2 separate regions of the Homo sapiens genome follow, and region 2 is linked to region 1. The links are chromatin loops, found by intact Hi-C in ENCODE. Cell type or tissue: thyroid gland. All regions are shown on one strand. Links, peaks and the distances in the headings refer to the core of each region. The heading gives the core; the rest is flanking DNA. Region 1 has its middle 9.1 kb from the start of PMP22. Region 2 has its middle 57 kb from the start of CDRT4.

Evidence for each region. A loop is a pair of places that touch in the nucleus more often than their neighbours do. Peaks named below come from ENCODE experiments on the same cell type or tissue, not always from the same donor. Only the 100,000 strongest peaks of a DNase experiment are listed, where the experiment ranks them.
Region 2: it touches region 1 in a loop (2.7-fold over the local background); 28 of 110 quality-filtered maps call a loop at or near these places.

The regions. Positions count from the first base shown.
Region 1 is chr17:15,269,333-15,279,525 of GRCh38, reverse strand. No RefSeq gene overlaps it. Among named protein-coding and RNA genes, the nearest start is that of PMP22, 9.1 kb to the right of the region's middle. RefSeq lists an enhancer at 1-1,197. In thyroid gland, for the core only: no CTCF peak of the experiment used is centred there; no DNase peak of the experiment used is centred there.
Region 2 is chr17:15,402,643-15,418,886 of GRCh38, reverse strand. It overlaps the pseudogene RN7SL792P. Among named protein-coding and RNA genes, the nearest start is that of CDRT4, 57 kb to the left of the region's middle. RefSeq lists enhancers at 714-1,215, 8,625-9,125. In thyroid gland, for the core only: no CTCF peak of the experiment used is centred there; DNase peaks (open chromatin) are centred at 6,877, 8,746, 9,046 and 12,656; H3K27ac peaks cover 4,640 bases.

The sequences.
Region 1 (10,193 bases), core at 1-8,000:
TGCTCACCAGATTCTGTGTGCTCTCCCATATTTCCCTGTCCCCTTTGCAGTTGGCTTGGGTCCATTGGATTAATTTTGGTCAACAGGCTCTGAAGAAAAATGACATTTCAGGGAATTAAGAGCACGTGTTCCTCCCTCTACCTTCTCTTTCTTCCCCCAGTGACCTTGGAGGCTACTTGTTGATAAGGTGAGTCACAAGAAGGAGGAATCCTGGATCCCTGAGTCACTGTTTGGATTATAGTGCTTACCAACCCTCATTGGACTTTGAGTGACTAAGAAATCATCTTTCCTTGGATTAAACCACTAAGATTTCGATTTTATTTGCTATTTCAGCAGAGTCCATTCTATCTTGACTAATATACTACCTAATTGTGAGCCATTACTCAGCTCCAAATGACTCCTGCCATACAGTCATGTACACATGGCATTGCCAAATAGCCCAGCTTTTCAAGAGAAGCCAGAAGCAGGGATTTTCATGTGACTCTAGGTTTAAAATGCTGAAAATGAATTCAGTTTTAAAACACTGTGACCCAATACTGTGTAGACCAAACATATCAGTGAGCTGAGTTCAGCCCATCAGCTGCCAGTTTCCAATCTGAGTTCCCTCTAGCCTACTCAAGTATTTTGCAAACTCTAAATGTTATAGTCTCTTTGTAATTTTAGACATAAAAGCACCAATTATGTGAAACAGTGGTGTGGAAAGAAATGTCTCAGAAATTTCAGTCTAATGTGTTATGAGGCCATGACTGACAAAGGACAGCCCATAATCCAAAGTGAAACCACTTTTTCATCTTTTCTGTCTTCTTTCCCTGCTCTCCTGTTTGCTTCTTTCCTTTTCTACCACCGTTAAGAAAATATGTGAGGTGGTGCCTAAGGTCAGGTTTCCCAGAAGCAGACACCGCAACAAGCAACAAGGATTCACAAGCAAGTGACTTATTATGCGAGGGCTCCCAGGGCAGACTGGCGAAGGGGGAGGGGAAACAGGGCAGGCAAGGAGAAGAAGCCGTGCAGGGGTATGATCTCAGGCAAAATCCACAGTGGGTAGCTTCAGCCTGATCCCAGGAGGAACATTGGAAGGTAGGTTCCAGCCCATAATTATCCTATCCCAAAGCTAGCGACCTGACTTCATTTTCCTCAATCTGACAGTCTGGTTAATGGCCAAGGTGGGGTGGGGGGCAGGCGGGTGGGCTCTTGCATTCCCAGCTCTCTCTGCCTGCAGGTTAAGTGGCTCAGAAGCCCAAGCAGGCTACAGAGAAGAGCGGCAGGACTGGCTGTTGGAAGCCGAGTGATGGGGGCAGCCCAGGGAGCAGATACACGGAAAAGATCAAATGGGATTTGACAGAATTTGGGTGGAACTTCAACACTGTCACTTTAGGTATATAAAAAAAATTAAAGCAAGGGGAAAAAAGCTCTGAAAAAAATTTCTCTGAAACTGCATCATTAGTGAGTATAGTTCTTTATATACTCATGGTAACTGTGTGATTTTGGACATCTCATTGAATTTCTCTGAGCCTAAGATAATTTGAGATTACAGTAATCCTTCAATATCCTCAGGGGATTCGTTCCAGGAGCCCCTGAGGATACCAAAACGTGAGGATGCTCAAGTCCCTGATATAAAAAGGTGTAGTATTTGCATATATCCTGTGCACATCCTTGTGTGTACTTTAAATCATCTCTAGATTACTTGTGATTGCCTAATATGATGTAAATGTTATGTAAATAGTTGTTACACTGCATTTTAAACATTTGTCTTTTTTTATTTTGTTGCACTGTTAATTTTTATTTATTTATTTTAAAATATTTTCAATTTGCAGTTGGTTGAATCTGAAGAGCCCTTGGATACGGAAGGCTGACTGTGTATGGCTACTCTGAAGAATGCAAGAAACAGTGTGTGATACGCTTAGGGCTTAGCACATTTTGGTACTCACTAAATTTTCTCAACATCTTCCTTCTACTTGCTCCTGGTACCCCTTATTCAAGCACCAGCTGCCTTCTGCTCTCCCCAGCCTGCTAGAACACACCTGGGTAGGAACCCGCACTGTCCCTAAGCAATGCCTCCTTCCAGCCTTCTCCCTCCACATCTCATCTTTATCCCAAAACTTTGGATAAACTGAATCATGCTCATTTTAGTATTCCTAACCTAAAAATGACTCTCCAGCAATGACATTGAGAAGTGTTAAAAATCTAGGTATGTCAGGGCTGGGCACGGTGGCTCAGGCTGGTAATTCCAGCACTTTGGGAGGAGCAGGCGGGTGGATCACCTGAGGTCAGGAGATCAAGACTAGCCTGACCAACATGGTGAAACCCCATCTCTACTGAAAATACAAAAATTAGCGGGGCGTGGTGGCACATGCCTGTAATCCCAGCTACTTGGGAGGCTGAGGCAGGAGAATTGCTTGAACCCGGAAGGCGGAGGTTGCAGTGAGCCGAGATCGCGCCACTGAACTCCAGCCTGGGCAACAGAGTGAGACTCGGTCTAAAACAACAACAACAACAACAAAAACAAACAAACAAAAAACCTTTGAACTTGAACTGGAATTATAAAATTGACCTAGTGACCTGAGGCTCTCTCCATCTCACTCACTTCCAGTCCTCTAGGTCCAGCTATGACTGAGGTCAGCAGTCAGCCTGGGGTCCCCCACCCCATCTCAGTTGAGGGCTCCCTCCGGGTGAAGAACAGCTTGGCACAGGCTCCCAGGCACACAATCTCTTTCATGTCATGTGACAGGATTGTGATATTTGCAGTTTTGTGGGACGAAAACACATGCAACAAAACTTTGGCCAAGGGTTTATTTCTGTGACATGCTGAGCCACTTACCTTCTGCCCAGAACTATAAGGTTAAAATTTACTTTTATGATTTTGCAGCCATCTATGGAGCATGTGGTATGAGTCAGAAATGGTGTTTTTGCCCAATTCAGAGACTAGTGCAGAAGACAGACAAAGAAAAAGACAACTCAGGTCTAATACATTGTGCTTTTTGTGGGGAAGCGTGGGGTGCTGTAAGAATACAAGAGACGGATTAGTAACCAGTCCTTTCAGGGAGTTTAAGAACTTTCCAAAAAATAACAACCTGAGACCTAGAGGACAAATGAGAGTCAGGGAGATAAAGAGCAGATGGAGGTCACAAGAGAATTTCCAGGGTTAGAATGCCAGTGCCAGGGTCTGAAGGTAGAGAAACCATGAGTAGTAACCCACCCATCACCTAGAAGGGAAAATGTACTGGGACATAGTTCAAAGCACCATCATGCTACCTTTTGGGTTACAGGAAAAAAGGATCTTAATTGGCTAAGAAACAGGCCATAAACAGGTTTTTATTTTGTTCTACTTTGTTGTTTTTATTGCACAACTTCTTAGACCCTTTAGAGTCCTTTTACATGTTTATCAACAAATCCTGCGATGGGCCTTTTTCCTCCCTGACAAGTACTTAGTGTGGCCCATAGAGCCCAGAGAGGGTAGAGCCATATTGGTGAAAGGGCTCAGCTGGAGTACAGAGAACAAAGTGGATGAGAACTCCAGCCAGCACTGGGGGGTCATTTCTGTGGCTCCTTGAGCAGCCCTCGCCAGCACTCCTTGTACCAGCTTTCAGGGACGAACTGGCACTTGATCAACCTTGTCATCAAGACTGTGGCTCCTATTCACAATAGCAAAGACTTGGAACCAACCCAAATGTCCATCAATGATAGACTGGATTAAGAAAATGTGGCACATATGCACCATGGAATACTATGCAGCCATAAAAAAGGATGAGTTCATGTCCTTTGTAGGGACATGGATGAAGCTGGAAACCATCATTCTGAGCAAACTATCGCAAAGACAGAAAACCAAACACCATATGTTCTCACTCATAGATGGGAATTGAACAATGAGAACACTTGGACACAGGGTGGGGAACATCACGCACCGGGGCCTGTCATGGGATAGGGGGAGGGGGGAAGGATAGCATTAGGAGCTATACCTAATGCAAATGATGAGTTAATGGGTGCAGCACACCAACATGGCACATGTATACATATGTAACAAACTGGCACGTTGTGCACATGTACCCTAGAACTTAAAGTATCATAGTAATAATAATAGAAAGAAACTTGAACTAGATGTACACATAGCAACATGGTTAGATTTCAGAAGCAGTGTTGAATAAAAATGAAAAACGATGAGGTCTTAGAGCACAATATCATTTGTATGGATTACAAATATGTCCACACTCAAAAGAATAGTATATATTAAAAATATTATTAAAAAAAAGACTGTGGCTCACGGATGGCTACGGAATAATGCTTCCTACCCCAACTACTTTTTCTAGCCAATGAGGTGCTAAATGATGAGAGTTATTATTATTACTCAGTGCCCTTCTGAAGTAAATGTTCTGTTCTTTATAAACGTTTTCCTGTTGATATGGTTTGGCTCTGTGTCCCCACCTAAATCTCATTTTGTAGCTCCCATAATTCCCACATGTTATGGAAGGGACCCAGTGGGAGATGACTGAATCATGGGGGTGGGTCTTTCCCATGCCGTTCTCATGATAGTGAATGGATCCTCACAAGATCTGATGGTTTTAAAGACGGGAGTTTCCCTGCAAAAGCTCTCTCTCTTTGCCTGCTGCCATCCATGAAAGATGTGACTTGCTCCTCCTTGCCTTCTGCCATGATTGTGAGGCCTCTCCAGACATGTGGAACTGTAAGTCCAATAAACTTCTCATTTTTGTAAATTTTCTAGTCTCAGTATGTCTTTAACAGCAGCATGAAAACAGACAAATACACCTGTTATCTGATTTTCCATAGGTCTTGCATTGGGCACTGAAGAAATGGCATATTGGTTCAGTGTTCAAAGAAAATGTTAATGGTCAAGCTCATTTCACTTTTGGGAGTTCATGGTTCTAGGCCTGGGGCTGTATACTTAGAGGCCCCTCCTCAGCTCTTTCTACAGCAAAGCTACTCAAAGTGTTGTTCCCACATGGGACCAGTGCCAATTCACAAACTTTTAAAGGGCTGTGGTGAAATGAGTACAGACAGTGAGAATAAAACTTTAGAACATTTGATAGAAATTTGATGTTGTCGTGGCATCCAAGTGCATGATAGTGGGCATGTTCCATCTCCCATGGCCCGCCTGTAGGTCATGTCACTGACTGTGATGAATTAGAAATAAAGAACAAACAAACACAGTGCTTCACCCCAGTTGGTTTGAGAAGTCCTCCTCGACACTATACCTCAGAGCACTCCACAAATCTATGGGACTCTCTACAGATCCATAGCGTTCTCCAGAGAACCACAAGACTCTCAGAAAATGCCTGAGAGTCTCTATAGAGTCAAGTGACTCCCAAAGAACTCCAGGAATCTTCTCAATCTCTCTGGCCTTAACCACTCTCCTCCTTTAGAGATGAAACTGAGCCAACTATTACAGTCCATTTTCAGGTCCCAGACAACCAGTGGAACAAGTGGAAGTCAATTTGCTACCGCCAGGGATAATCACCTCTGCCCCTGCTGGCATAGAGACCTATTTGCAAATCTAATGCATTTGGTGTCTAACCCAAAGTCCAGGATTGTTAATGTATCAGTTAGTGTTTGCTGGGTAACAAACCACCCCAAAACTTAGTGTGTCTTAACACAACAAATTACTCCTTTTCACAATATTGAGGGGTAGCTGGGCTTTATTTGGCATCCATTCTGGTCTAGATCAGGCACAGCTATTCTCTGCTGTGGTGGCTCATGTGTCTAGGACCTCAGCTGGGATGGCACAGGCAGTTCAGATCTCTCTCAGTGTTGCCTGTCAATATCCAGTGGCTTGTCCAGCCTTGCTCAGATGATGGTGGAAGGGTCCCCAGGAGCAACAGAGCAAATCCCAATGAGAATGTTCTTTTAAAGCCTCTGCTTGTGTCACACTGTTAATGTCCCATTCGCTAAAGGAGGTCACATGGCCAGGTCCAGACTCAAAGAGTGGAGGAATCAGACTTCACCTCTTGATGAAGGGAGCAGAAATGCCACATCACAAGGGGGCATCCTTACAGGGGTGGGGAGCATTTGGGGCTAGTTTTGCATGCTAATAAAGACTGAAGAGGCTGTGTGATGTTTGCTTTTAGCCTGTAGCTGTTGCTCAATAAATATCTATTGAATGAATATTATTTTAAAAGGACTTCAGTTTTCCTTTCCTTCACATAGTTGAGGTCACGATGTCCAAAATACACTTCTCCCAGACTCTGGTTCTGGCTGTGGGTGACTTTGGATGTCAAAAACACTTAGTCATCTTCTGTTTACTCTCTCATCGTGGAAGAAGCTGCAAAGGTCAGTGACCTTAGTAAAAGGAATTATATGACTTTTGTTTCCTTTATACAAGAAACCGCTGGCCTAGATGACGAACAGACATTTCAATGTGCAATTATTAAGAAGAGACCTGCCAGATTGGGTTCTATTGAGGTATTTGCACATAACATTGTGTGGAAAAGGTAAGGATTGATAATCAGACACTGAAATTGTTGGGTGAAAAGGGGTCTCTCAGTCCCCTGAGTGGGAGCATACCATGTGGACTGCCACTGGGCTTATGCACGGGCTGAGGCACCAGGTTATTTGATATAGCTCCAAGGCTGAGAAGTCCATGCATTCAGCCTCCTAACAAGTCTTCGCTCTCAGCTTGCGGGGTGAAGGTTTTTTCACAAGGCCTTCCAGTTGGGGGTGTATCCCTAGCAATCCACATGAACCACTTTCCCCTGGGTTCTTTGGAAGAAACTCTTCCCTGGGTGACGTGAGGAAGCTGGGAAGGCCTGTGTAATGAGGCCACCAGGATGCTTCCATTTCTCTGGAGGATTTCCTGCCCCTCCCTCATGTACAGATGGTGGCGGCCTTGCTGGGCTTCTGTGCCCATCTCCAGGTTCCTCTGCATCCCACCCCTCCCGGTCCATATGTGGGGATTTGTTCCAGGAAGGGATCTGATCAGAAAAGAAGACAATAAGAGGCAATAAATTACAACAAACTTTATTGGTGGGCCTTGGACAGGGTTTCAGGATGGGGAAAATCCTTCACAGCTGGGGATCTTTCAGGGGCCACTATGGAGAAAGCTAAAGAGAAAAGGGAACTCCTGGGGCAGGGAGACATGGAGACAGGGCTTATTAGTTTAGGTGATACCAACGTCACTCAGCAGTGTGGTGAGGAGTCTCCAGGTCAGAAAGCTCCGAAGGGCCATAGCAGCTTGGAGTCTTAGAGCCACAAGGCTCTATGGTATCCAGGGCAGCCGATGCGAGTAAGATTTCATGGGGCATGCAAAGCAGGCAGGTTCCAAGCGGCTAACAAGGCTGCTTGTTTGAGCTACTTTAAGAATAACTGGATGTGTAAAAATTTGAATTTGAGGCCAGTGGGCTTTTGAGCTGATGGTTCCCAGCCTGCTGTGAAGAAATAAACTACCAAGTGGTCAATACCCAGAGGCCATCGTGGGCTCATTTATAGAATGCCTTACCTGGGTTCTGGGCAGTTCTTCCAAAGACTGTGACAAGGTCACTCCCTGAATTGAATCACTGTGTTCTTCCCCAAATGGGAAATAAACATATGACGAGGGAGAGCCTGAGCCCCACTGGGAACGATGTCTCTCCTGTGGAGAACCACATGACCTCAGACCACATCCACCCAGCTCCTTACTCAGAATCACAGCAACACACTTCTTTGGCATTTCTCTTCAATGTTGGCTTCTATGGATGTTTTCTGTTCCCTCTTCGCTGGCCTGGAGTCCTTAAGCCTCTACCTCCTGCCTTCAAATCTGCCTTTTCATTTCCTGAAGTGACTGTCGTCAGCTCGCCTCCATGGTTAGAGACTAGAATCGTGGAGCCCAATGTTTCCAACAGTGAGGTCCGTGGAACCTAAGTCTTGGAGGTAACCTGGGAATAAAAATTCCATGGTCCCATACATTTAGAAAATGCTTTGTAATCGTGTTTCCTCCTAGCGATTCCCAAGACACAGTTGCAGGTTAAATGATCCAAGATTAGACAGGAGTAAAGCAGGAGAGCATGGGGACTGTCCCCTGGGGAGGATGGGCAGAAACATTTTGCTGGGATGAGGAATTCGAAAATGACCTGGGGTCTCCCAATAATCAAGGAGCTCACAAAATCATAGAATTCAGATAGTCAAGTGATTGCGGTTTCATTATGGTTTCACATTGTGAGGCTGGAACGTGAGAGAGAGAGAGGGAAAAAAAATGGAAGGGGATAGAGAGAGGTAAAGGGAGGGAGGGTAGGGAAAGCAAGAGGGAGAGGGATTCTGAGAAAGAAGGCAATGCAGTAGGTGATAGACCATTGGAAACCATGAGAGTTTTCTCCCTCGGTCAAATTGACCATAAATGTCAGTGCAGTTTTACTCATCTGAACCACATGTCTGACCATGCTCTTGCTGTGGGTTGGAGGGATTCTCATATTTAAAGTCACATAACTAAACCAATGAACTGTTGGCTCATTCAGGCTCCCTCAAGACCAAGAAACTTCAAAACCACTTCTCTTTTTTCCTTTTATTTTTCTTAATCTCCCAATGTATTTAAATAAGTATAAGGTACAGTTATTAAACTCATGGTCTATATAAATGCCTGCATTTTACCATCAACATTGTAAGATGCACAGCTTATTCCAATACTGCCATACCACCTCTGTGCCTGGAGTGACTCCACTTGGGGTCAGTGCAAAAGATGAAGCAAGACCTGGCTCGTGGCCCTCCCAGTGCCTCCCTGGGGTTGACGCAGTGTGCGTTTCCTACACCGAAGTTACAGAGTCACAGACTCCTTATGATGGAGGCACAAGGCTGAGATGTGCGATCGCTCGTCACAATGAATCCTGTTATGTGTTCAGCTCCATGCAGTTATTTCTCCCATTTAATGTTAGAACTTGGAGACACAGTGTTGAACAAATTCTGTCATATTGCATTCTTCAGTCTTCGCATTCTTTCAGTTTTACTTTCATTTTTGTCACAGTGGTACTCAAAGACTGTACATTTGGTGGCATTTAGTGGTCAAGAACCTGGGGTCTTGGCTTCAAGTGGTCAAAGTTTATATATTGGCTCCACCATTTTCTCACTGTGTGGGTGTCTTGGGGGTCACGGCAGTTCTCCCCTCGTGGGATTGTTGGAGGTATTTAATGAGAGGGTTAGCACAGTGCCTGGCACATAGCCAGTGCTCAACAAATTATAGGTGTGCTATTTTGTATCCATCACGAATGGCTCTTCATTTCATTAAACATTCTTCTTGGACATTATTTTTTAATACTTACATAATATTTCATCTTATGACTGTACCAAAAGTTACTCAATCATTCCTCTAGTCTTTGAGATTTAGGATGTTCACACTTTTCTTTGTTATAAAACATATCACCTTTATTTGGCTATGAATACCATTATAGCCAAATTTTTGCATATCCATGACTTTCTAAAGATACATTTCTAGAATTTTAATTTCTGAGCCCAAAATTTAAAGTAAAACAATTATATGAGGCCCAGGCTTACCACTGAAACCCTCTAGATTAGATATTTCCTAGTCTAACAATGAAGAGTAAACATTCTTGAAGTTTTGCCCGGCTTTCCCTTGAACGTCTCGAAAGGATTTGACCTTTGTCTGTGAACTTCCCTGGATTAGCTGAGGTTTCACACTTGATAAGTGGTGCAGGAACTCAGAGATGAAGAAAACATCTGGTCTCCAGTTCATTTTAAGTACAACTGGTGCTCCCTAGGCTCAGAAGTGCACACAGAATGATGCATTGTGGGGACTATGATGCGTCGTGGGGCTTGTCCTCCCAGGGTCCCATCCAGGACCGTTTGCGTTCACCTCGTCCTTGCTGGAGATTAATGCTCCATTTCTTGGTGTGGCTTCGACTGCCTGAAGCAGGCATTTCCTTGGGTTACATGGGCCTTCCTGTGCACCTCTCTCAATAAGGACAATCTCTCACATCAAGCCAAGGCTGCTTTTCTCGACATTTCTATGCCTGGTCTGCAGTGGCCTAGAAAATCCCTGCATTCCTCCCCATTCCGTCCATTCCCGTGTGGCAAGATTGCTCTGCTTCCCCATTTTATTTGAACCTATGCCCTACTGGAGCAGAAGCATTTTCACTTAGGAGTAAACAGTCTTAGAAAAGTTTTAGAGTTTGCAATCCCAAGTACACATCCATTTCTGACTCTTGCTTAAATTGCTCCCCAATCCTCTAGCTGCTAACTCATGAGATGTCAGAGAAAAGACT
Region 2 (16,244 bases), core at 5,051-13,050, 130 kb before region 1:
GCTTGGTATGAAGTTAATGTTTTGAGTGGGTGAGGTGTAGGAAGCAAAAACAGATATTTAGACATTTTTTTCTTCTCTGCTTCTTTCTCATGGAATATTCCTGGCTTCCACGGGAACAGGCCCCCATTGTGTACCCCTGCCCTGGGCAGTTTGGCAAGGATGCCGTCTGTGGCCTCAGGAGAGACCATCTTTGAGAGTGTGTGAAGAGCTTGGGGAGCAGAACCCAGCTCCTCAGAGAAGCAGCTACAAGACAGCCTGAAATGTACCCACCCTGACCTGGGTGAGCCACAGGAGTTGTCTGTTGGATGCCTCTGCTATCCTCCCCTGAGCGTCTATTGCTGCAGAATCACTCAAACTTCAGGGTAGAAAGGTGCCCACAGCTTGGTACTTATAAGCCAAGATGAGCACCTCCATCCTCACACACATACCAGCGAACACAGCTGGGCATCTTCTCCTTCCTTTCTCAGAGACCACGCTAATGTGTGCCTGCAATGGAGAAGGGCAGGTGAGGGGAACTGGAAGGTTCTGTTTTGAGTGAATGAGTTATGTGTACTGTCCAGGTGGAAAGGAAGTCACCTGCTTTCAGCTCAGTGCACCCTTAGCATCCTCCCTGCAGTTCAGTGTCAACCACAGCTCACAGGTGGTTTTGCAGGACCTGCTGTAGGGGTGGGGCAGGTGGGGCAGACACCCCTGTAGGAGGCCTCGCCTGTGGGATGTCCTAATGGGCGCTGCTGCTAAACCACACCTGCCTCCTGTTTTGCTGCCCCAGGGCTCTAGCTCTGGCCATTTGAGGTCACTCCTGCCTTGCCCTCTGTGTCTCTCTTTTTAAATGCTCTCCTCTGTCACAAAAGGTCCCCTTTGTTGCTTCTGTCTTCCCAGAGCACTCCACTTTGTCATCCTCAGGGAGGACTGGGAAATTGGGGGGCAGGGTCAAAAGATGAATTGTGACGTGGCCCTCCCTAGGAGGCCAGAAGACCACGCACAATGTTCCAAGCTCTAGCCACACACATGCTTACCAAGGAGGGGCTCTTGTCGGCTGTGGGAGGGGCATCTGCTTCCCATGGCTGATGAGAAGATTCAATGCAGGCAGTAATAATGGCAATTCTGGTTGTTTCTGTTTATTGAATGCTCACTATCTGCCAGGCACTGCTCTCAACCAGTTAGTGTGTATGACTTCAATCAATCGTCACAAAACCTGTAAGCACCTATTTTTATTTTCCCTATTGTTATAGATAAATCATAGTGAAGTGCTAGGATTCAATGAGCCTGAAAGGGTGCCTATCTCGTAGTAAAATCTCAGTAAAGGTGGTGGCTGTGGCAGCCACTTGTCTTGGCTCATGGAGCCAACTAGGTAAGTCTCTTTCCAACTCTGTGTGTGTACGGTGACATTGCATTGGTAGCTTAAAATTGGCCATGGTGGGAGAATTTACACTACAGGAACTGGCAAGAGCTACAAGCTTCTTTTCTTTTTTTCTGAAGAGACCACTTCACCACCATGACTACTAATATTATACTTCTACTGACGTAGGAATAATCTTGGAATTGGTTCCTATTAAAATCAATACACTAAAAGAGAAGATCCTTCCCAAATTTCTTTTTTTTTGAGATGGGGTCTCGCTCCGTCGCCCAGGCCAGACTGTAGTGGCGCTATCTCGGCTCACTGCAAGCTCCGCCTCCCAGGTTCACGCCATTCTTCTGCATCAGCCTCCCAAGTAGCTGGGACTACGGGTGCCCGCCACTACGCCCGGCTAATTTTTTTGTATTTTTAGTAGAGACGGGGTTTCACCGTGTTAGCCAGGATGGTCTCGATCTCCTGACCTCGTGATCCGCCCGCCTCGGCCTCCCAAAGTGCTGGGATTACAGGCGTGAGCCACCGCTCCCAGACCCCAAATTTCTTTAATGGTGGAAACATGGTTCTTTGCACCCTTCTGTCACTATATTACTAATAAAATCCAATGAGAGTCTGGGCGCAGTGGCTCACGCCTGTAATCCCAGCAGTTTGGGAGGCCGAGGTGGGTGGATGACTTGAGATCAGGAGTTTGAGACCAGCCTGGCCTGCATGATGAAACTCCGTCTCTACTAAAAATACAAAAATTAGCCAGGCATGGTGACGTGCACCTCTAATCCCAGACACTTGGGAGGCTGAGGCACGAGAATCACTTGAACCCAGGAGGTGGAGGTTACAGTGAGCCAAAGCTGTGCCACTGCACTCCAGCCTGGGCAACAGAGCAAGACTCCGTCTCAAAAAAAAAAAAAATGCAATCAGGGAAGAGTTTTACTGTAATGGACTTCAACTGTGGGAGTCTTAGAGGGGGCCTATAATTAGGTGCAAATAACCCTGAAAACCCCCAGGTACAGCTTGGAACGCCACATATAATTTGTCATCACTAGGTAAGTTGGGTGTCACTGTGGCTGCCATAGCATTTTTCCTGAAAGCAAAGATGCTGTCCAATAATCCGATCATTTGAGGCAGACTGTGGAAAGAGTTCATTCCAACTCCAGGAGAGGCTGGGGAGGGAGAGGCAGCTGGACAGAAGAGATTTAGTGTGGGATAACGTGGAGCTCCTTGGATCCTGGTTCCAGTCCCATGTTGACCTGCCTGCGGGGACTCAGGAAAGTCACTTGTGATCTCTGCTTTTTTCCACAAATCAAGGGATTTGATGTAGAAAGAGCTGCAGAAGGCATCTCATCCATCATTGGCATACACAAGTGATTTGGTCACAGAATGCCCTGAAGACTATAAAGCATTGAACAGAAGCAGTCACCGTGATTTTCATGGTAAGATTTTTTTCTTATTTTTGCGTCAAGCCAAGATGCCTGTTGTAAGGAAAGAACGGTGGCTTGGTGTCTGTGTGGAATGGATAACAAGCAGAGGTGGGAGAAATGGATCTTGTGTATGTCTTGCTTGTCCAGCAACCTAATGCTTCCTGAGGACCTGTACTTACTGCGTCGGACTTCTGGGCTGCCTCCATATCCTGCACATACTCCTCCTGCTTCTTTGTAATTGTTCATTATTGTTTCTCTGTGCCCCTATATATAAGATTTGGGGGAGCAGGGCTCAAATTGTGTATTCATTTCTTCATTCGACAAACATTCATTGAAACCTACATGTCCTTCAAAGAATATCAGAGGTGGATGAAACAAAATTCTTCTTTATTAGGGGCTTGCTGGAGGGAGGACGGCAGAGAGGAAACCAGTGGAAAATAGCACAAAGCAGCATGTAATGGAGAACTTGCTAACAAGGTGTGGACTGCAAGTGTCTTAGAAGTTGTGAAAAAGAGGGATCCGTAGGGGACAAGGGAGTTGAACGACAAAGTCAGGGAATGTTGGGGTTGAAGGTGGAACTGACATGGATAATATGACTTTACTGGGAAAAGCTCACTAGAGACACAGCCCCTATGCTCATGGGAACCGTCACTTCTGATGCACCTGGAATAGTAAAAGGGGACCTGCAGGCCATGAGAGAAATAGAAGGATGTGAGTGAGATTAGAAATCCCCAAAACAAGGTGAGCAGCACGTGGAAACAGAGCACAATGCACTTAGAGGCTGAGCTGAGCTGAGGGATGCGGTGCCCACAGCCCCTGCCTAGGCTTAGGTTACCATAGGCCAGGGCTGAATAAGGGAGCAGACTATTGAGGGCACTGTGTGCTTTGCTCTGACCCTTTGGAATGGGCTGGCTGCCTTGGGAGGCACATGCCGTGCCCTGAGGAGCAGCGTGTGTTCAGAGTGACTGCCAGCAGCTGACTGCTCAGTTACGCCACTTGAGATGCAACCTGAGGCCCTGGAATCCCCGTGCTTGGAGCCCTGTGCCTGCTGGCTGAGCCAGACACACAGAGCGTCATTCCTCAGCCTTCACACTCCCCAAAGCTGGCAGCAAGCTCTAAAAGCCAGACGCCTCTCAATGGGCGCCCAGGTAGTCCAAGCACCTCCCCACATGGTAGTGAGTATCCTGTCCTAAAAGCAACTCAAAAAAGCCATTTGGTGGGTGTGTCCTAGAGGGGCTTCCAGCATCAGATCCGTGAAGGGTTTAACGGCTAGGAAGGTTGCTTCTAATGCTGAAATTCAATCCTTCTGCGAAAGTGCATTTGTGATGGCTAGAGGTATTTATAGACCAATAATCCATAGAGTCCTGTGAGGCAGTGGAGGTGAATTTGCTCCAGAGGCCGCCTCTAGCTTCTGCACTGGACTCTACCTCACCTTGGTGCTCCTTGGTGCTACAGTGCACTTTTAGGATAGCACTTTCCACGTGACGTTCAGTCATCTGTTCATGAGACTCTCTCCTGCAAATACACCAAAGCCCCTTAAGGGCAAAGACGGTTTTTTTTTTTTTTTCCCTCTCACTTTTGTACTCCCAGCTCTTACCACCGTTCTTTGAATATAGGAGTTCTCCACTAATGATTCGGGAACAGAATCAAACCAGGCCAGGGGCCAAGCAGCCACCAAAGACTGTCCTTCTGGCCACTCTGCTCACTGCCCCCATGTCAAAATATAAGAATTTTAATCCCCCAGGAGGGGAGCGTCAGGAAAATAACCCCGTGATCTGCTTTCTTGGGAAGCATAGCCTTGAAGCAGGAACACGGAGCTTTCGGGAAGATGCACGGCCCTGCTAGCTCAGATCTTCCTTCTCCAAGAGGTGGTTTCCCACAGAGACAGCCAGATCTGTGGGACATTTAGACCCTCATGGCCTCTTTCAGGAAGGAGCTGGTTCTCTTACTTGGCTTCATTTTGAAATGCTAATTTGGTACACACAGGACTCTGCCAGAGCATCCAAGCCAGAGTTCGATCTGCTTCAGAGCACTTCTTGTTTTCAATGGCTGGAACATCCTCTCTGGAGATGACACCCCTCTTAGGTTAAAGTGTGTTCCTTATTGTGTTGAAGATGATCTTTCTCATTAGGAATGAACTATAGACACACATGTCCACCTTCAAGCAGCAGTTACGACCTTGAAATCACGGGTATGTTGAGTATCTGTACTGTATAGTTGAGTACCTGTGTAAATGAGTTTTCCATGTATATAATCTTATAAAAATATATGCATGGAAAACTAATTAGCTAAACCAGTGGAATTAATGTATATATTCTTGTATGCATGCATGCATTTATTTTTTGTAATCATGGAGATCTTTTACCAAATAAAATCCTGTGTGGGAGCTTGTTGTACCAAACAAGTGATAGATGACGTCTCTGCTCCAAGCCAGGGTGAGCTGGAGAGGAAAGAGCGGGGTGCTTCTGGCATCTGCTCCAATCCTTTCTCCTTTTTCCCTGGAGTTGGCCACAGGAGCCTGTGCGGGAAATCCAAGCATGCCCTGGGGCCTCTGAATGAAAACCACTAGTTTTAAGAAGCCCTACAATTATGAATCCTTTAAGACATGATTTAAAATGTTTTTCAAATGTAAATTGCTATTCTCATGAACCACATTCCCCTCAGTATTTCACTCCAGTAACTTGGGTTTTAATGCAAATCTTTTGCTGCACCTAAATGGCTAGAAGACATGGGAGCTCCTTCATCCGGATCAAAGCAGCATGTCCTTCCATGATAATGCAGTCCCTCCTCTCAACTTTCCTCAGGCCGAACCTCTCTGTGCCCCTTTGTCCAGCTGTCCATCTCCGCCCCACCCTTCAGCTAAGTGACTCTGCATGGCCTGAATGTACCTTTCATTCCTCAGTCTCTCCAGCTACAGACCGTTCCCTCAGAATCTGTAGCAGAGAACCCACGCTTTAAGGAGCAGATGTGTCCCCATGAGGGTTGGAGGAGTCCCCTAAGAAAATGAGTCCACGGCCCAATTCTGTCCAAGGGCAGGACGGGGCAGGAGCAGGAAGCTGTCTGCAGGACCATACACAGCGTCCTGGCCCACTTGTGGCCCTCCAGGGAAGCAGATTTAAAGCAACATCAGCTTCAAGGAAGGGGTTTGAACCCACCCATGAGTCTCTGCTCCCTCCTCAATCCCTACTGAATTCAGCAGAGAAACAGAAGCCTAGGACAAAACTCTGTGCTGGCTGAAAACAGGGAAGGGTGAAATCACCAAGCCTGAGTTCTGGGGAATTTCTGCAAATTCCTCAGATGAGGGCAGAATGGCCTGGACAGCTGCAAAGTGAGCACGTGTGAAAGAAAAGGGAGGGGCCCCCAGAGTGACCGCCAGTCACTCTGGGGCTGGCACCAAGGGTGTGCGCCGGCCATGGGGCTGTCAGTGCGCATGGTGGTGGAATTGTGTCTCCTCCACCCCAGATTGGCACGTGGAAGTCCGAACCCCCAGTACCTCAGAAGGTGACTTCATTTGGAGATAGGGTCTCTATAAATGTGATCAAGTTAAAGTGAGGTCATTGGGGTGGGCCTTAATCCAGTGTGACTGGTTTCAAACAAAGGGGAAATTTGGACACAGAGACAGACATACAGGGAGAAGGCCATGCCGTGATGAAGATGGATCCATACGCCCGGACAGGGGCCCGGAACAGCTCCTTCCCACAGTCCTTAGAAAGGACCTGCCCTGCCAGCATCTTGATCTTGGACTTCCAGCCTCCAGAATTGTGACACAGCCAATTTCTGTTGTTAAAGCCAGCCAGCTTGTGTCAGTTTTACAGCAGCCTTAGGAAACTAATCCAGATGGGTACCCTGGACCGGCACCCAGGATGCCAGTGACGTGGAAATACTGTTGCTGGGGCTCACGATGAGATGGTGGAGTCCCTGGAAAGGGGCTGCAGAAAACCAGTGAAGAACGACATTGCTCTTGAGGGCTGGGCCTCTGGTTTTTGTCTCCGGGGATGGATTAGTTGAGATGAGATTTTCAGCTGAAGCAAGAAGGCCCAGATTTAGTAGAATCACACTGGATTAGGGCCCATCCCAATGGCCCATCTGACTGCCCTTCACTGCTCAGCAAAGACAGGGTGGGGCTGTCTCCTGATCTTGCCAGATGAGGTGGAGTCCTAGGGAGTTCTCAGCTGACTGGATTTCCAATTTTGCAAAACAAAATTTCAGATCCAACTAAATTTGGGCCTTCTTGCTTCAGCTGTAAGTCTCATCTCAGCTAATCCATCCCCAGAGGTACAAACCAGAGCCCCAACCCTCAAGAGCAATGCCTGTCTTCACTGAAGGTTTTCTGGAGGAGGAGGCAAAGTGCGTGCTCTGCTACAGTTTCTTTTGATGAATGAGGTCTCCACTTCTTCCACTTCCCTTCTCTCCTCCTGCTCCAAAGGCCACAAGACAGAGCAATTGCTCAATGCCTTCTCTCTCTCTCTCTCTCCTCTCTACTTCTTTTCCCCCCTAAAATCCCAGCTGCACCTCTTCTGCCCTACTTTCCCTCCCCTTCTCTGTTCCAGCTCTGTCCACTTCCTTCCCCATTTTGTGTATTTCCCCCGTTTTTGCTAGCGTTATGCTCTTCCGTATGCAGATCAATTTAGCTTCTCTTTGCTTTTTCTAGTCTCTTCTGCAGCCTTTGTTTCAGTAAGAACAACAAAGGCAGCGCCAGGAATCAGCTGGACCAGACTAGAGAAGATTCCTTCCTCATTTTAAGGAGGAGGTTGCAAAGGCATCATTTTAAAAATATAAAATTATATTTATGTATGTATGTTTTTTAGTCCCGGTCACATAGGAAAAATATAAACTTTACCTTTTCTCTTTGTTTAGGCCTAAAATGTTCCTGTACAGAAGGCTTTAGTCTCAGAAAAAACTTTGAGTTCCCCAACCAGAAACATATAAACCTCTTTATTTTTATTTATTTATATTATTTTAGACAATATTTCGCTCTGTCACCCAGGCTGGAGTGCAGTGGCGTGATCACGGCTCACAGCAGCCTCGACCTCCCAAGCTCAAGTGATCTTCCCACCCTAGCCTCCCGAGTAGCTGTGACTACAGGCATGCACCACCATGTGCAGCTATTTTTTTTTTTTTTTTGGTCGAGACGGGGTCTTGATGTGTTGACCAGGGTGGTCTCGAACTCAAGTGATCCTCCTGCCTCAGCCTCCCAAAAGTGCTAGGATTACAGGCATGAGCCACTCCACCCAGCCGTAAACCTCTTTAAATGGCTACCAAACTTAACTACCATCTTCTCTCAATGCCACTGTTTCCTTTACAACATTTTCCGTTTTTGATTTAACATATAATATGTGTTTCCTTTAGAAAAAATGCACAGAGAAGCTAAAAGAAAAGAAAATTAATTCCACTACTTAGAGATCATCACTGCTAACACCTTGGTATATATCCTTTTAGATTTTGTTTTATTGAAATATACACATGAATATATATTAATCTGCCCAAGAATATATATTTATAAAAGTGGGATTAAACACATACTATTTACATATTTATGAAAATGGAATGAAATACATACTCCTTCATAAGCCCTGCCGTCTTTCCACATCAACACATTTATTTAAAGCATCATTTTCAGTGGCTGCCCAAGTCATGGTGGAGGATCAGAGGCAAATCCTCTTCTTGATGAGGATGAGGAGTGAGGATAGGAGAAGGAATTAGAATCCGTGGCATTGCCAAGCCTGGATGCGCAGGTGCTCATGAAATAATTGTTGATGGATTAAGCAAAACATTAAAGGAAGATTTCTCAAAGAGGACAGCTAATTTATTCGGGATGAATTATAACTTTTTTAATAGAAGGATTTTAGATCGTGGGAGAGTTGGCCTGAACTGCCTTGAAGCATAATATTTCCCAGCAACTCTGCTCACTCAGGCATGCAGACTCATTTTAAATTTGAGTTTAAAAGTCCTACATCTAACGGCCAGCTGCCAGAACTCACTAATGAGGGTGTCCGTGAATCTGGAGGGCCTCTTCACGGAGATGGCATTTGGGTGAAACTCTCAGGCTTGTTCTACGGATTCAAGATATTCACTAAATCTGGACATACTTGAGGAACCACCCACACTTTAGGGAACTTTTTAAACCAAACTTTCTGGGATTTATGCATCACCACACAAAAATTTCCCATGACTTACATGACCAAGAGGGAAAACAATGCTGGTTTTCATAAACACTCAAATCTCTTGGCTCAGGACACAGTGGCTGAGGAGACACCATGAACTGAGCAGAATCATACGGGCAGCCACACGTTCTCAGCTGCGGTCGGGTGCAGAGGCACCGGCGCTGCCGTCTGGCACAGGTCTGCGGGATGGCCGTGGCGGTGCATCAGAGCAGGGTGGTAGAGGTGCTGTGTGTCTTAGTAAATGGCCTGGGGCTGGAAATTATTGCTGAGATAGCTGGCGTTTTTAATGCGTATTCCAGGCAGTCTGGGGGCTTCCGGCCAACCTATGTGAACTTAAGGGAAACAAAATCATTCTCTTTTGAAATGCCTCCATTACCAAAAACGGACTCTTGTTATCTTGAACTCAGTCATGATCAGATGACGGAAAAATCTCAGCCTGGCAGTTCCCTTCTCCTAACTACTGTCTCAGAGATTCTCAATGGAAGCATCATGAAGTTATCTCCTTTCGGTGGCCAACTGCTTGGAGTGCAGATAGGTTCCCTGCCCTGCCCTACGCAGGGGGTTCTTCATGCCCTTCCCATGAATTAGGAAAACTGGGGCTATTTCAATGGTACAACAGGGTTGGTCTATAAAAACCCCTTTCGTTTGCCAAAACAAACAAACAAACAAACAAACAAAAAAAACCTTTGTATCTCTGGTGATACGGTATAGAAGAATATGTCCCCAAAAGCCCACCGCATCTCGCACCCTAAGTAGATTCGATTTGCTGACCCTGGGATCTGTCCTTGCCTTCTCCATCCCCTTTCAGCCCTAGGCATTCATGCCTCCTTCTAGCGCTTTCACTTCCCTAACCCCTACATTTACCAACAATTTTGATCAAAGCTAACTTTGTAATCACAGGTTAATTTCACCTTTGGGTGGCACAAGAGCTCCACCTGGGTACTCAGTGTGCTGGGGATGACTGGGGTGCAGCACAGGCACCAGGCACCAACCTGGCCCCCACCTTCCCCGGCACCCAGCACCTCACCAAGGACCACTCTCTGCTCCTGCTTCCCTTACAGGTTATTTACCCAGGTGCTGGAAGTCTGGTTCCTTCTAATGGGCTCCATAGCTTTTTGGTTCACCTCCTTGAACAGGGTGAACTGTAAAAGAGAGGCACCGATCTTTAGGTCAAAAGGCTCTGACTTTTTTTTAATTTTTAGATTTAAAAAATTGTGGTAAAATACACATGACATAAAATTTACCATTTTAAACATTTTTATTTTTTTAGAGATGAGGTCTTGCTATGTTGCCCTGGGCGGAATGCAGTGGTATTTACAGATGCATCCCCAGTACTGATCAGCATGGGAGACTTGACCTGCTCCGTTTCCGACTTGGGCGGGTTCACCCCTCCTTAGGCAACCTGGTAGTCCCCTGCTCCCAAGAGGTCACCATATTGATGTGGAATTTAGTGCGGACACCCAATTGGCATAGCCCAGAACTATAGCCTAGATATCCTGGGCTCAAGCGATCCTCCCACCTCAGCCTCCTGAATAGCTGGGACCACAGCTAGGTGTGTGCCACCTTACCTGGCCATCTTAATTATTAAGTACATTCATATTGTTGTGCAACCGTCACTGCCACCCAGCCATAGAACTCTTTTTATCCTCCCAAACTGAAACACCAGAGCTCCTAAACAATTCTCCACTCCCCTCTCCCCCAGGCCCTGGCAACCACCATCCTACTTTCTCTACGAGTTTGGCTACTCAGTATGTGTCATATGAGTGGGATCATATAGCATTTGTCCTTTTGGGTCTGGGTTATTTCACTTAACATAGTGTCCTCAAGGTTCATCCAGGTTGTAGTGGATGTCAGAATTTCCTTCCTTTTTTTTTTCTTTTGAGACAGAGTCTCATTCTGTTTCCCAGGCTGGAGTGCAGTGTGGGATCTCGGCTCACTGCAAACTCCACCTCCTGAGTTCAAGCAATTTTCCTGTCTCAGCCTCCTGAGTAGCTGGAATTCAGGCTTGCACCACCATGCCCGGCTAATTTTTGTATTTTTAGTAGAGACGGGGTTTCACCATGTTGGCCAGGCTGGTCTCAAACTCTTGACCTCAGGTGATCCGCCTGCCTCGGCCTCCCAAAGTGCTGGGATTACAGGTGTGAGCCGCCATGCCCGGCAGAATTTCCTTCCTTTTTAAGGCTGAATAAGATTCCATTGCATGAATATGCCACATTTTGTTTATCCACTCATTGTTGATGAACACTTAGGGTATTCCACCTTTTGGCTATTGCGAATAATGGTGGTATGAATATGGGTGTTCAAATATGGACCTAAACTATGAGATCATTGTAGATTCACATGCAGTTATAGGAAATAATATAGGGGAGTGTGTGTGTGTACATGTATTTAGTTCTGTGCAATTTTATACTTGTGTAGGGTCATATGGCCATCACCAAAATCAAGATACAGAGCAAGGATCCTTTGTGTTGACAAGGCCCCCAAATTCAGCCCTAAATTTTAGCTTCCATTTCTAAAGGGCGAGAAGCAATAAACAGCTCAGCCCCTCCTTTGGAGCATCGTGTTCTAGGTTTTCTGGGGCATACCACAGTGGTAGCAGTGGAGAGACCTGGGCCTAGGCTGATGGCTTCTCGTTCCATGGTTTAAACTGGGGCAATGAATTCAGCTGCACATTCAGGGCAGTGAATGGAGCAGGGGATGGGGGTGTGGCCTCTCATGTCCAACAGCATCCCCAGCCAGTCCTCCCACTTCACATCCCATGTCCTGGATAGTGACCACCAGGCTCATGCCATCCGTCCCCACACTGCTAGCCAAATCTCAGCCAATGCCATCAGAATTGCACCCCAAAATGAAATGCTTCCACTAGAACAGTGCGGTCTGATGAGAATAAAACGTGAACCACATAGGTAATTTTAAAATAGTTTCCTTAAAATTAAAAATAGGTAAAAGTAATTTTAATAATCCGTTGTGTTTAATCCAATACATAAAAAATATCATTTCGACCTATAATCAACAGAAATATTTTCAGTGAGGAATTTTAAATTTTTATATCCTTTTTCCCCCTCCATACTATGTCTGATATCTGGTGCATATTTTGCACTTACACCAACCATGTCTCCGTTTGGTCGAGTCACACACTTCAGGGACTCAATAGCCCACATGGGTTGGTCAGCATAGTTGCAGATTCAAGCTCTGCACAATCAAACTGGGACCACCTGTTGTCCCAGGAACTTCTTAACTCCTCTGATGGCAGCATCTGCCTTGATCAGCACTCAGGTAAGCCGCGCCATGGACCAGCTGGTGGTGGGGAAAAGGCCAACTTTGCTTTTAGGGGTTTGTTATTGTGGGAACCCGCTGCTTATCAGCAGCTCTAGGTGGTCCACCTGCTTTGTGGCGCCAACATGGGAACTTGTTTGGAGGGTCAGAGAAGAAGCACTTGGCCCTCAAAGCGTGTTGACACCTTTGAGGAGGGCGGACGCCAAGTCAGCAGGCAGCAGCTTGTAGGAGAATTAAAATAGAATTCTGAACTTTTGGATAGAAGTGGATTTCTGGCACTTGGCATAGTTCCAGAATGAACTCCGGAGGTTGGAGTAGTTTCCTGGATCCAGGGGGCTTGGGAATTCCATATGAGTCATCTGGGCTGACCTCATAAGTGCCCCAGGGTGAGGGGCAGTCTTCTGTCCCCCCAGGCACTTCTGTTCAAGTATTCTGCCCAGGAGTTGGCATGGCCACCCACGTCCAGCCACCTCAAGAGATAGATAGAATACCAGCAGCCCACAGGCGTCCCTTGTCAGCAAAAAGCACCCTGGAAATGGGTGGCTGGATAAAAGGTCCTCTGTCTGTTGTTGGCTGGGACAGCGTCTACCACAGCCTACACTTTGATTATGGGAATATTTCCCTATATGCTTAATGCTCCTGAGAGAAGTGCACATTTTCTGCTAAATGTGTGGCTTCATGGGCTTGCAATTGATGGCTTTCCTTGGAGAGGCCTTCATGCTTCTATTTGGAGTCTGACTCCTACCTTTCCACCCTCAGCCTGGCTAGGCCTGAGCAGGTACAGAAAGTGATCCGACCTAGTGAATGGGAAGGTGTACACAGACAGAATCTGTATATTTTGCATATACTGCATTCAACAGAATACAGTCATGCATCGTGACATTTTCATTAATGATGGACCACATAACAACGGTGGTCCGGTAAGATGATAAGGGATCTATACCATCTAAGTTTGTGTGCGTACACTCTACGGTGTTTGCACAACAATGAAATCATCTAATGACGTATTTTTTAGAACATGTCCCTGGTGTGTCTGTAAATTAAGGCCAATTTCATCTGTTTCTTTTTATCTTTTTAATGTGGCTCCTTGAAGGCTTAAAACTGCACACATGGCTTGTGTTGTATTTGTGTTAGGCAACACTTTTCCAGTGGACGTGAAATGTTATGATACACTGGGCTGGGAGTCACTGCATCCGAGTTCCAGTGTCATCTGTCGCACTAACAAACCTGGAAAACTTTGAGTAAATCTCTTCTCTGGGCCTCCGTTTCCTCATCTGCAGAACAGGAGAGTTGAACTAGATAATATCCAACCTACCGGCAACTTTCGACTTTTCTGCTACCCAGATAATGGGTAAGTTAGAAAGAAATGACAGTTGGCACAGCCAGTCTCCATTCCTGCAGAAAGACAGGGCACGTGCTCACACTGTCTGATCAAAGGTTAAACAGCATGGCACTGCTAAATGGAGGAGCACAGAGGGCAGTCTTTGATTTATTCATTAGCCACTGCCCACTGAATTCCCTAAAGACTACTCTCTCTTTGGCAACCTGGGCTCCTGAGTCTCCTTACATACCCATGCCCAGGAGGTGCGATGGGCCGAGGGGCTGGGCTGAGAAATCCTCCGTCCCCGCGGCCAGCTCGTAAATGCAGGGCCCTGTTTCTCAGAAATCAATTTCGGGGCAAGCGGGGCAAGGCATTAACTGTCTCTTCCAGGAACACTTCACAGAAAGTCTTTTAAGAGCTGGAGAGGAGCGGCTGCGTCTGGGCTCTCGCATTGCTTATGCATGCAAACATTGAAATTAATATTTCAGATGAGCAAATAGAAGAACGCAAATCACTCACTGGCCTCTCCTCTGCATCACAGAAGCCTGCAACTGTTTCTCCTTCCTCAATCCCAATCTCGTTTCTGGCGGCTTTGTCGGGATTCCCTTCCCATCTTGCCACTTCCTTGCTTTACAAACATCTGATGGTTTCTCTTTCCCTGGGAACAGAATCTAGTCTGGTGTTCCAGTTTCCCCTCTGCCATCTCACCCCCATTTTCCTGCCCAGGCCTCCCTCCCCTGGCCCCAGCTCCCCCAGGTGACTTGCTTTTCCTGGACCTTGCCCAGCCCAACCACGAGCCCTGGCTCATGGGGTCCCCTCTGCTGGACAGGACCTTTCTTCCACCAGCAGCCCTGCAGTCTCCTCTGTCTCCGGGTTCCCAGTTTAGGTGACACAGGTTTCCTCTGTAAATAGCTGGCCTTACGGTGCCTCACTCTCTGATCCTTGCTGTCCCTGCTTCATTTTATTAATCCTTCCAACCACCATGCCAGGTGGGGACTCTCACGAGGGAAATAGCAGATCAGGGAGGTTGGAACCCAGCCAGTCCACTCTGGAGCCCACACAAGTAACCCCTGTGCTGACTCGCTTCTCCTGGGGATTTCTGTCTCTTTCTTTGCGTTCCTGCAGCATTTTCTGTGTCTCTGTTGTAGCGCTTGTGTTAGTTTGCCAGAGCTGCCATCCAAAATACCATAGATGGGCGGCTAGAGTATTTTATAAAACAGAAATTTATTTTCTCACAGTGCTGGACACTAGAAGTCCAAGAGTGAGGTGTCAGCAGGTTTTTGAACCATTTTCTGGAAGCCTCTCTCCTTGGCTTGTAGATGGCATCTTCTCCCCGTGTCCTTACATGCTCTGCCCTCTGTGTGTGTCTGTGTCCTAATCTCCTCTTCCTATAGGGACACCAGTCATATTGGATCGGGGCCCACCCATAAGATCTCATCTTAACTTAATTGCCATTTAAAGACCCTGTCTTCAAATACAGTCACATTCTGAGGTATTGGAAGTTAGAGCTTCAACATGAGAATTTGGAGTAGGTGACACACTTCAGCCCATAACAGTACCAATGACAGTTAACTTTAAACTGCAGTGAGTTGGGTGAGTGCCTGTTCCCCTTCTGGCTGATAGAGACTGCATCTGAGTCAGCCCTGTGTTCTTCCCTGGGTTAAGTTCAGCTCAGCACTATTAAGGGGACACCCCCTTTTCTGAGAGTCTGGACCTTATGGGCCAAGATAACCAGGTGGTTATATTTGTATGGTGGGAGGATGGGTTGTGTCTTTTTGCTTACCTGTCTCTGTGTGATTGAACATAGGAATGCAGGAGAGGAGGTTCAGGCTGACACAGCATTCGCTGCTCGGCTTTTAGCTAGAAGAGACATTTCAGGAGGCCTGGGGATCTGGTAGGCTTTGAGCATAGGCCTGAGAATAGGGAGAGGGTGGCTGGGGGCTGAGCTCCAGGCAGAGGTGTGCACCCATGACTCAGGAGTGAAGAGAGGCCCTGGTGGGTTTGTAGGCTGCTACGGTGCCTGAGATATGTGTGTGTGTTGGTACAGGGCAGTGAGGGGCCAGAGAGTAACACCTGAAATCATCAAGTATAGCTGTGGCTAGGTTTGAGATGCTATGGGAGTCAGCCAAAGGCGCTGGGTTTTCTTGAGTACTTATTGTACACAAAGTCCAATTATAGAGACAGTTTGAGGAGCAGGGCAGTGCACTGGCAGTGAGCAGTGCTGAGAAAGGACTGGTGAATTCAAGGTGCTGCTGGCCCCTTCCTCAAGTTTGTGGAGTGCAGTTTCCTGGAAGAGGCATCTTCAGTTCTCACGGTCGCCTTTTTTTAAGTAAAGAAGATAGAGCGAGTCCTGCAGAATTGCTCCTGGGGTTCCCTGTCTTGGTAAATGTCACCACACAGATGCCCAAACCAGAAACAGGACCACCATCCAGCCACCTCCCTAAACCTCATCCCCCTTAGTGAATCCATCACCAAATCCCACTGATTCTCCCCCTCTGAAGATCTGAGAGTCCAGCTCCACTGTATTCCCATGTGCAGGCCACCGTCTTCTCTCCCTGGGACCACTGCTGAGGTCTCGTCTTCCTGCCACGACCTGGACCCCTCTCCCTGCAATTCATTTTGCACTCAGCTATCAGAGACATTTTCCAAAATTTAAATTATGTCCCTATATAGGACTGCCTGGTGGCTCTCCGTTGTTCTCTGGGCTAGGTTCACAC